Regions from separate parts of the Homo sapiens genome. Here region 1 is linked to region 2. The links are chromatin loops, found by intact Hi-C in ENCODE. Cell type or tissue: ovary. All regions are shown on one strand. Links, peaks and the distances in the headings refer to the core of each region. The heading gives the core; the rest is flanking DNA.

The links. Hi-C counts contacts between places; a loop is a spot of excess contacts. Peaks named below come from ENCODE experiments on the same cell type or tissue, not always from the same donor. Only the 100,000 strongest peaks of a DNase experiment are listed, where the experiment ranks them.
Region 1: a loop joins it to region 2, with 2.6 times the contacts of the local background. A loop is called at or near these places in 10 of 110 quality-filtered maps.

The regions. Positions count from the first base shown.
Region 1 is chr7:131,942,439-131,947,808 of GRCh38, forward strand. The region is part of intron 5 of LOC101928782 (a long non-coding RNA gene); the gene reads left to right. Among named protein-coding and RNA genes, the nearest start is that of PLXNA4-AS2, 320 kb to the right of the region's middle. RefSeq lists a silencer at 3,066-3,125. In ovary, for the core only: a CTCF peak has its summit at 3,144 (motif pointing right); a DNase peak (open chromatin) is centred at 3,117.
Region 2 is chr7:132,316,990-132,322,359 of GRCh38, forward strand. All of the region lies in intron 3 of PLXNA4 (plexin A4), which reads right to left. Among named protein-coding and RNA genes, the nearest start is that of PLXNA4-AS1, 33 kb to the right of the region's middle. In ovary, for the core only: a CTCF peak has its summit at 1,950 (motif pointing right); a DNase peak (open chromatin) is centred at 1,962.

The DNA.
Region 1 (5,370 bases), core at 122-5,121, 370 kb before region 2:
GCAACCCATGTATCCATTGATGGATGAATGGATAAGTAAACTGTGGTATATCCATACAATGAAATATTACTTAGTCATCAAAAGAAAGGGAATTTTTATATATGCTACAGCATGGACAGACTTTTTGAAAACATTGTACTAGGCAAAATACACCAGACACAGAAGGACAAATACTGCATATTCAATTTATATGAGAAACCTAAATTAGTGAAATTCATAGAGACAAAGTAGATTAGAGGTTATCTGGGGATGGGTACAGAGTTTGCACTGGGGATGATGAGACAGTGGTGATGGTTACGCAATATTGTGAATGCACTTAATGTCACCAAATAGTATGCTGACAAATGGTTAAAATGATAAAAAATAAGTTATGAATATTTTGCCATAATAATAAAAAAGAGTGGCATGAGGCAGCCAATGCGGTGAGGGGGAGCTGGGAGGAACGCCTCCTGTGATAAGAGGGAGGGTGGGGAGGGCGGAAGCAGCCATCAGAATGTCAGTGCTGAAAGGCACCGGCCTTGCTAGTGGGGAGGGCAAAGGGACACCACGTGTGGAGATGAGGCTGAGAAATAGGAGTGAACGCTGAGCGTGAGTGTGAGTCCGTGCCACATGTGATGTCAGGAGAGGGCGTGAGTTATGCAGGTTGCCAGGTAGAAGTGAGTAGGGTCCTTAGAGAGCCTGGACTCCTACTCTTAATCTGCAGATAACAAAACCAAGACCCAGAGCTTTTCCCAGGGTTTGGAAGGAAAAGAAAAAGGAGGATGAGTGTTTGGTCATCCCATGGGGGGTTTGATTTCAGCCAAATGACATTCCTCCCAGGCCCTTCCCAATATTAGTTTCAAATGAAGTTCTGGGGAGGAGCTGATGGGGGGCAATGGAGATGACTTAAAAGGCAGCGCTGGCCTGGAGGGTGTATTGATCAGGGTCTGCAAGTGTTTTTGTCCAGCCTTCTCCTGCCACCTCCCTAGTCCTTCCAGGGCATCAATCGCGCCCCCACCTCTGTTCCAAATGGAGCCTTGGAGACCTGCGGCTGTAGCATGCTCTGTCCCTGTGGACAGGAGAACAGGGGGAGAAATAGGCTAGAGCTGCTCACCTGAACAGCTTGACACCAAAGAATGAGGAGCTCAGTCCAGATATGAGGGTTTGGAGAAAGCTTGCTGGATGGTAGGTGGTATTCTCAGAGCTGCAGGTGGAGGACGGGACTCTCAGCATCCATAATGCCCCTGGAGCTGGAATTGTGACTGGATTCTCTCTCACGGTGTCCAGTGGTTTGTCTATGTCTCTCTCCTCCTCATATTTGCCTTCTTTCTCCACCTGCTCCTGTCTTTCCAGTCCTCCCTACAGCAAGCCCCAGGCAGCGGTTTCTGAGGCAGGCGGCCATGGATGGATTCCAGCCATATTCAAAGCCACTAGCCCTGTTTTCTCAAGTGAGCCAGACGTGCTCTCTTCCACCATTTGATCTTTATGCTGCTCATGCATCTTGTTACAAATAGCTCAACCTTCCCCGTGTTGACTGCAGCACTGGGACATTACAGTAATGTGCCCATTCAAATCAAGTGGATGCAAAGATCGCTATAGCAGCTTTTAGCCACGGAACATTTAGCCTTCAATAATAGCATTTCGGGTCCTTCAGGGACATTCCTCTGCTGATGCACCTGGGATGCCTTTTTCCTCCTCCCCACCACAACCCCCAGAACTAAGGAGGGGCAAACATGACTTTTGTTGATGAGGAAACAGAAATTCAAGTAAGGGAACATCATGCAGAAAATGAGAGGGTTAGGCCTGATAGGACCACGATGATCATGATAATAATAACAACAATAATTTTGTGCACTACTATGCTGCTTACTGGGTGAAGGAATTTACTTGCATTGGGGTAGGTTTTACATCTGCAATTTCTGGATGAGGTCAGTGAGGCTGAGGGGGTCAGTAGCTGTCCTAGGCACAAGGAGAATGCCACCTTATAGTTGTTCACCAGTTCTTCCCAAAGCCTATGCTTGTGATCTGACATGGAAAGCAACTCAAGGCTGTCTCCACGGACATTCTAAAATCAGAGAGAAGCTTCCTTTCCCTGCCGCCTCCAAGGCCCCATGCGAGGACCCTCCGGCTGGTGCTGTCCAAGGACCTCTTCCCTGGTCCCTCCTGCCTTCCTCGAGCAGTATTCCCCTCACCCCCATCCTGCTCCAGCCTCAGCCAGTAACCTTGGTGGATTTTCACTGAATATGTTGCCTCCACCACCAACAGCATTTTTATTTGCACTTCCTTGGGGATGCCTTGCCTGGAGGAAGGAGTCTGTGGGATTGTCCAGAGGTAAGAGGGAAACACTGCGCAGTGGGAGTCCCAGCAGGGGCGAGGAGCAGGGGAGATGGCCGGAGGCTCTGTCTCCACCCTCCTCTTACCACTGCCCATTTCCAGGAAAAGACAACCCAGCCAGAGCAGGGCAGTGGCACGACGGCTTGCTAGTGCTGTAGCATACCTGGTACCTCAGTGAATTTTCCGGGACATGAGAGGCCCATGTAATAAATAGGTCAGGAAACTGAGCCACAGAGAGGACACGGGACTTAGCACAGGGGAAAAGAGTGGTTGAAATGGAACCAGATTCCAGGAGGCCTCATTCCCAGTCCTGTACTCTTCCTGCGGAGACACCATGCTTTGAACCAGGCTCGAAGTTGCCAAAGTGAACATTTTAAAACTTTTCCCAGGGCTCAAGAGATGGCCGAGTAAAATCTCCAGACACTGTGGCTCCCACAGGCTCCTTATTGGGCCATTCACTTCATGGGCACAGTTTGGTGGTTGGGGTGAGAGGAGCTTCGTGGAGAGGACAAAGGATGGGGAAGGAGCCTAAATCCCAAATGCAAGGATTTTGTCCTAAATCCCAAATGCAAGGATCCCCTCCCTTTCCTCACAGAGTTCAGGTAGCTCCTCTTCCTTCTCCTCCCAGGTTCTATTCCCTCCTGTCTGAGTCCTCAGAGCACCCCGGAAGCGGGAGGGCCTCTGGTTGCTTTCGCGGCGGCAGGCTTTTCTAAGCCGGTTTCTCTGGAGGGTGCGGGCGGCTGCGGGTTCCAAGCTCGGGCTCTGAGCCGGGCCAGGCGCGCGCTTCCTAGTTCTAGCAGCAGAGGGCGCGCCTGTCATTGGAGAAGGAACCGCGCGGCCGCAGCCCCTTCCTCGCCGACCGCGTCACCTCCTGGCTGCCTGGGGACCCGCGCGGGAACCCCGGAGCAGTAGATTTGTGGAGGTCGACCCAGGTGGACGAAAGAGCTCGGCACACCGTGTGTCCCCAGGCCCGCTTCCTCCGTGCGCCTCTGTCATCTGCTCCATCTCCGGGAAGCAAAGGGACTTGGGGTGTGGCACAAAGAGCAGGGATGCAGCGGCCGGGTCACTTGGATGGTGTCCTCATCTGAGGCCAGGCCACACCTAGGCCTCCCCACACGCTGTTCCTATAGGAGTGCCACCAGGACTCACTCCAAAAAGGAATGGACGGCGAGGGTTTGTAAATGGGACAGCACCCTGGGAGTGCAAAGCCTGGGACCGGTCCCGGTGGCCTTGGCCAGTCCTGGAGCCTCTATGTGCCCAGTTTCTGTGTAATGCAAAGACACTGAATGAGGAGATGGTCCCTAAAACCCCTCCCAGGGCCAGCATCTGGGATCTCATGCTTACATCATCTTGTCCTTCCTTTCCGTGGACTCTGCCTGTTGGACAGAGTCCACTGACATGCACCTGCCAGAGCTGGGCGGGGAGGGGCCAAAGTTGTCCTCTGTGAAGTCATATGAGAGGCCTGAGAGCAGCAGGATCGGTCCTCCTGTGTCTCATCTCGCGTTCTTCCTGCTCACAGGAAACAGAATCCCTACCAAGTTTCCATCCTAGAGACAGTCGATGTGACTCATTTCATCCCCTGGTGGTCTTGGTTGGCCGCACTCATTGGGTGCAGTACCTCTGATGTGGGAGGCAGGGGTCGGTGGAGGGGAACCGCTTCCTCCACCGGGGGCCAGGTTGTGGGAAAGGCTGGGAAAACACACGCTCTGGAGCAGGCTCTTCTGTGAACTACCTTGGGCACATGGGAGAAATCCTTCAGCATCCCTGAACCTTAGCCAGTCCATGAAACGAGAGGCTGGAGATGGTGTCCACATCCCTTTGCTGTTTTGATGTCTGCACTTGGTGAATCATGGTCAAGCACACCTAACCTCTGCCTCTCTGGAGAAGGGAAACGGAGGAGGAGGAGGCAGGGGGAAAAGAGACCATTTAGGAGGAGAGCAGAAGTCAGAGGGGAGAAAGGTGGATGGGAGGATGCAGTGGGTGGATTTGCACCTGCTCAGAGGTGGGCAGCTGAGCTTTGAGGAATGTGCTTCCCTGCACTGCATGGCGTGAGATGCTCTGTGTAGGGGATGGGCAGGAAGCGGGGGGTTCTGGTGAATTAGGAGAATATATCTTGGTAGAAATCCAAGTGTACTCTCGGTCCGTCCATCTAGACAGGATATAACCTCTTAGGACACTCAGAAACTGAAAATAGAGCATGTATGGCTCTGGAAGCAAGCCTGTGTGTGTGTGTGTGTGTGTGTGTGTGTGTGTGTGTGTGTTTGTGTTTATGATGTGCAAATGCACAAGCAATAGAAATACAAGCACCATGCAGATTGCATAGGTAGGCATCATCAATAAACATTTATTCGGCACCTACACTCAGAAACTCACACACATTTACAAGCCCAACATATCCTGCTATACACATGTACAAAAAAGATCACATTGACCCCTAAGGCAAAGAACCGTTTGCTTGAAGAAGCTTCTCTTACAAGATATTAATAAAATACGCAGGCACATTTTAACTTTAAAAACTCTGGAGAAGGAAAGAAGGAGGGTGAAGAGATGGGGCTGGAGGGAGGAATGGGTAAGGCAGGCCTAATCACAAAGTACTTAGCCCATGCGTCTGGGCCTCTCTGTAAGCACCATATTTCACGATACCTTCAACCTGATTTTCCAACTCATTGAAAACACTTGCCAGCTGCTGCTGAGTGACTCCATTTACTGTTTAAATGAGCTCACTCTAACAGGGCCCCTGGAAGGTAGTCCCTAAGGAGAGCTATGGGTGGAAATGGAGTTGGAGGCCCTAGATCTTGGAATTTTGACTGGGGAATGGGAGAAGGGAGAGTGGGGTAATCACCCAGGAGGGAGAGGGTGGGGCAGGCCAGGAGGGATGGTGAGAGTCTCTGGTGACTTCCATGGGCACATCTTGGATAGGAATTCTTTGTGGTGGGTAGTGTAAACTTTTTTCCACCTCCATCACCCCACATGCAGACTCAAATATACAGACATGTGAAATGACATTCAGGGATTTCATAGTACCTCACAGGATGGCTCCCAGGAGCTGGTCCTCTT
Region 2 (5,370 bases), core at 53-5,052:
TTGGATTAGGTTGGGTTTTGTTAAATTGGGTTGTGTGTGTTGTGTTGTGTTAGACTGGATTTATTGGATTAGGTTGGGTTGAATTGGATTGGATTGTGTTGTGTTGAATTAGATTTAGTTGGGTTGTGCTGGATTAGATTGAGTTGTGTTGTGTTGAATTGAATTGGGCTGGGTTCAGTTAAGTTTGTGTTGGATTAAATGTAATTGGATTGGGTTGTGTTGGGTTGTGTGTGCTGTGCTATATCATGTTAGATTGGACTGGGTTGGGTTGGGTTGGGTTGGATTGGATTGGATTGAATTGGGTTGAGTTAGGTTGTGCTGAATTGGATTGAGTTGGGTTGGGTTGGGTTGGACTGGATTGGGTTGGGTTGTGTTGGGTTGTATTGGATTGAGTTGGGTTGGATTGGGTTGGGTTGGGTTGAATTTGATTGGATTGGGTTGTGTTGGATTGTATTGAATTGGATTGAGTTGAGTTGGATTGGGTTGAATTTGATTGGATTGGGTTGTGTTGTGTTCAGTTGGATTGAATTGGATTGGGTTGCATTGGATGGGGTTGGATTGGGTTGTGTTATGTTGAATTGGAATAAATTGGTTGACTTGAGTTGGACTGAACTGGGTTGGATTTACTGGTCTGGGATTCACTAGCATAGGATCCAAAGTCTTCCCTGATTACTTTTATTCTGTGGCATTCAGTGACCATTTGCCTATCCTTGCAAAGCTACCATGAGTTTACCATGACCAGGTTGTGTGCAACAAGAGCAAAATGGAGCAGCACAAGCAAAAGTCAGCACAGCATTGTGGAACACCAGTTGTAGGGAGCCTCTCAGCCTGCTCCCTCCCTCAGCTGGCTCAGGTTACACCTGGCCAGGCAATTTCAGAAATGGGTAGGGAAGAAATCCAAGAGCAGGGAGTGGAGAACAAGAGCCAGGCAGAGCAAGGGTCGGGGCCAGGCAGGCACAGTTTGCAGGCCAGAGAACATTCTCTGAGAGCGCAAGAATCTGTGCCTCCTGGGAAAGGCTGTAATCCATTTTCCCTGAAGACCCGAGTAACCCGGTCAAAGAAACTCAATCCCAAGTGGTTTTGACATAAGGTCATGAACCGAGACAAGGCAATCTCAGCAGTTCATCCCACACAACAAGCAGGCCTGCAGGCAGGGGGACTGGAGCGGAGAGGGCAGGGGTAGCATCTCAGGGCCCTGGTTGCAGGGGGAGGGAGTTGGAGCCCTTCCTAGCCAGACAGGTGATTCATGTGGACACTCTCACCCTTCTGAGCACCAGAGATCACACCAGGGTCTGACCCTCTGGCAGCCCCATCTGCTCACTAAAGGGGAAACTGAGGCAGAAAAGAGCGCAATACTGCCCAGAACCCAGAGTGTCGAGGAAAGGAGGTGATATCAGTATGTGCTCACTTGCTTTGGACACTTGAGAGCGCTAAGCTGGGGGAGGGTCAGCTTCTCCAGCCTCCTGGCTTCCTCCCTCCCTGCTTTCCCTCTCCTTCCCCAGGGCTGGGAGCCAAGGGATGCCTCAGCTGCAGGACTCTCCCTCCCCACCCCCTGCAGAATGAGCGTTTCCACAACTTGCACATCTTTACCTCCTGTGTTTACCGGAAAACAGGAAGGAAGGAGGGAAGAGGAAGTCTTTTCAGAGCCTCTGGTGATCATCACGCACTTTGCTTTTTTTTTTTTTTTTTTTTTTTAATTCTTCTCCCCCACTCCAATCTCATCTGTCCCCTGAAGGGAGAAATCGAACCCATCTGTAGTTGTTACACAGGCAAAATCACAGATGCTGCTGTGGTCTAGCCAGGGTCGGAGGGGCTCTGTTCTGTGGTGTATATGTAGGTATGTGTGTGCGCGGGTCTCTGCCTGTGTGTTTCTGAAGCTGGTCTTTAACAAGTGTGGACTCTCTGTTGAATTCTGCATTTTCTCCTGCAGCCAGCAGGTGGCAGTGCTGCGACAGTCGGGTGACTCCAGTCCTGTGACGCCTGGCCCCGCAGCGCTTGTCAGGACTGGTCCAACCGTGGAAGGGAAGGCATGTCCACACGCACCCCAAGGTGGCCCACATAGAGGTCCTGGGCAAGGCGATATGGAGGAGAGCCATCCAAAGGCCCTTCTGAAACCTCCTCTCCTCTCTTCCATTCTTCTCTATTTCCCCTAATCTAATCTAGAAAGGGGGAAACCTACTAACGTTTCCTAAGCACATGCAGCATGGTTTTCAGACTTAGCATAAAACCCCTGCAGAGCTTGTGAAAATGCAGCTTCCCAGGCCCTGTCCACTGAGACTCTCACGCAGCATGGCTGAGGTGGAGCCCAGGAACGTGCATTTTGAGTAAGTGCTACTGGTGATTCCCATGCAGTCCCCAGGGAACTCCAAATTGAGAAATAGAAAACTAGCATATTCCAGGTGCTGTGATGAGGGCTTCATCCTAGATCTGTTCTCAGGGTTCCTTGTAAATTATAATTCTCTCCACCTGTTTCCTACTCTAGGTCTGTTCTCAGGGTTCCTTGTAAATTATAATTCTCTCCACCTGTTTCCTACTCTAGATCTGTTCTCAGGGTTCCTTGTAATTTATAATTCTCTCCACCTGTTTCCTACTCTCCAAACACATTGCCGCTGCACTCCTCTACCATGAAGTTTTGGCTCTGCATTCTTAACGGACAATTTTGCTGTTTCCTTATGCTAATTTCCTGGTGCTCTGAGATCACCGGACTTCCTGCTCCAGAAGCAGGTTTTCTCACACTGCCTCCCTGTCATCCTAACCTTTCTTTTATTCCGTGTAAGTTCCTGAAATGCACAGTGCCTTACCCTGCCTTCCCAGCCATGGGGCTTTGCTGGAGCCGTGCACGGCAGTACCATGCTTCCCCACCTCTCCTATGCTCTCCACTTGCTTCCTTCCCAGTCAAAGGGCTCTGCTGGAGTTCTGCAGGGCAGTGCCATGCTTCCCCACCTCTCCCATGTTCTCCACCCCTGCCTTCTCAGACACCTGAGTTGGACTGCCCTGGTGAACATCTCCACAGTCAAGCAACCTGGAGCTGCACCTACAGACATGTGCAGAGGACAGGCATCTCCCTTGAAAGTCAGCATGACACAAGACCTACCCACAGTGGTCATACTGGGCGCTTTTAAGATGGCAACACAAACAAACTCTGAAAACCCAGTGTATTCATTTGCCGGGGGTGCCATAACAGGTGACCACAAACTGGGTGTCATAAAACAACAGAAATGTATTCTGTCACAGCTCTGGAGATTAGAAGTCTGGAATCAAGGGGCCGGTAGGGCTGAATCCTTCATTGCCTCTTCCCACCTCCAGTGACTGCTGGCAGTGCTTGCTGTTCCTTGGCTTGTGGCAGCATCACTCCAATCTCTGCCTTTGTCTTCACATGGCCCGGGTCTCTCTGTCTAAATTTCCCATTCTTTTCTCTCATGAAGTCACCAGTCACTGGATTAAAGCCCATCCTTCATCCTAACTTGATTAGATCTCCAAAGACCCTATTTACAAAAAGGTCACATGCACAAGTATCAGAAGTTGGGACTTCAGCTTTCCCTTTGGGGAGATACAGTTCAACCTGCAACACCCCACGAACCAAAGATTCTGCTTTCACTTCTTACCTCCTGCCTGGAGAGAGGAGAGCAGAGTCTCCGTGCTTCTCCAAGCACTGAATGACCTTTCCCATGAATAAAGCTTTTGCTCTTGGTGGATGCCATATTGGAAGAGGTTAAAGCAAGTCAGCTTTGGGCTTCCCTGAGTGCAGTGGTTCTCAGAGTTTGGGCTCCTGACCAGCAGCATCCGGGAACTTGTTAGAAATGCCAAATCTCTAGCCTTGCGCAGACCTACAGAATCAGAAACTCCAGGGCTGAAGCCAGCAATCTGTATTTAATAAGTTCTACAGGTGGTCTGGATGCATCCTAAATTTTGAGAATGACTGCTCCCGCGGCAGGGCTCACAAGGGCATCCCCAGCAAGTTCCAGCCACTGACTATGTCGTTTGTTGCCCCAAATCTCCCTGTTTTTCTGCCCTCCGGTTCCTGGCAATCCCTTGCCAGCTGCCCTTCCTTGACGGCTGTCAGATGCCTGGCACATCACCTGGCTCCACACTCACCGGCCAGCTTCCCAGCACTGTTTTTCTCCGGCTGCCTCTCCTCACCTGGCTCTCCGTCCGCCACCCCCTCGCGCTTACTTGCATGCCCTCACTTCCCTCTGACTCTTTCTCCTGACAAAGAGAAGAGCTTGGCAGGGGTTGGTTAAGTTAACTCTGATCACACAGAAAACAAACTGTTATTTTTCTGTCTGCCAAGCTGCTGAAGGCAAGGATGTCAAGCCCAGGATGTGTGTGAATGTAAGATCTACAGTTACCCTAGCGTGTCTGTGTTCTAGGCAAGCTTTTTTTTTTTTTTTAAATCGTGGTCCAGTTCCCAGGGAGATACCAGTGACAACCTCTTGGATGCTCATTGCGCTGGCTGTGACAGTCTCTGTACACATTCCCTGACCCAGGGAATGAGCAACTCCCATAAACAGCAGACGGTGGGTCACCTCTGACATCTGCTGTCCACATTTCTGATCCCCTGGAAGGCCTTGTTCAAAGCAACACTGGGCTGAAATGTTGGTGCACCATGTGTGTTTGCCGTGTCGGTGCACATAAGCAGACAGACCTGCAGGAGGCAGACAGCCAGGCAGGAGGGAGCCCCGGGGGACACGTGGACACATGTTAGAGTCTGGTGAACATTCAAGACAAGGTTTTAAAGATGTGTCTGTGGTTGAGGGTGGGGAGGGGCAAAAAGGAGGCCCTTTGGAGAGGGCCAAGGTGCATATATTGGGGAGCCTGTATGCGGGTGGCCACCCTCCCAGGAGAGTTTCAAGTTTCTGGGGAGGAGGGAAGCCTGGGTGGGGCGGAGGGGGCATAGGAAGTCCTAAACTCCACCCCCAGAAGAAGGTAGAAATTAGCAGAGTATCTGGGCAAGCTACAACCCAGTTTCCGTGCCTTTTTTGTCCCAATCACCAAATTGGGCACAATTATAGTAGAATAGCAGTGAGAAAAAAACAAACAGTAAAAATAAACATGGTAAGTGAAAAGGTTGGAAAAGGAATGTGCCAGAGAAATCTGGAAATCTTTGCATGCAGGCACTCGGGTCTGAGACACACTTTCCATTGGGTCTGGAAACCAGGTAGACCAAGGCTAGAGTTCAATTTCCCTAAAAGGGCTTTTTTTTTTTTTTTTTTAACAGAGTCTCACTCTGTCACTCAGGCTGGAGTGCAATGGTGCAAACTCGGCTCACTGCAGTCTCTGCTCTTGGGTTCAAGCGATTCTTGTGCCTCTGCCTCCCAAGTAGCTGAGATTACAGGCATGTGCCACCATGTCTGGCTAATTTTTTGTATT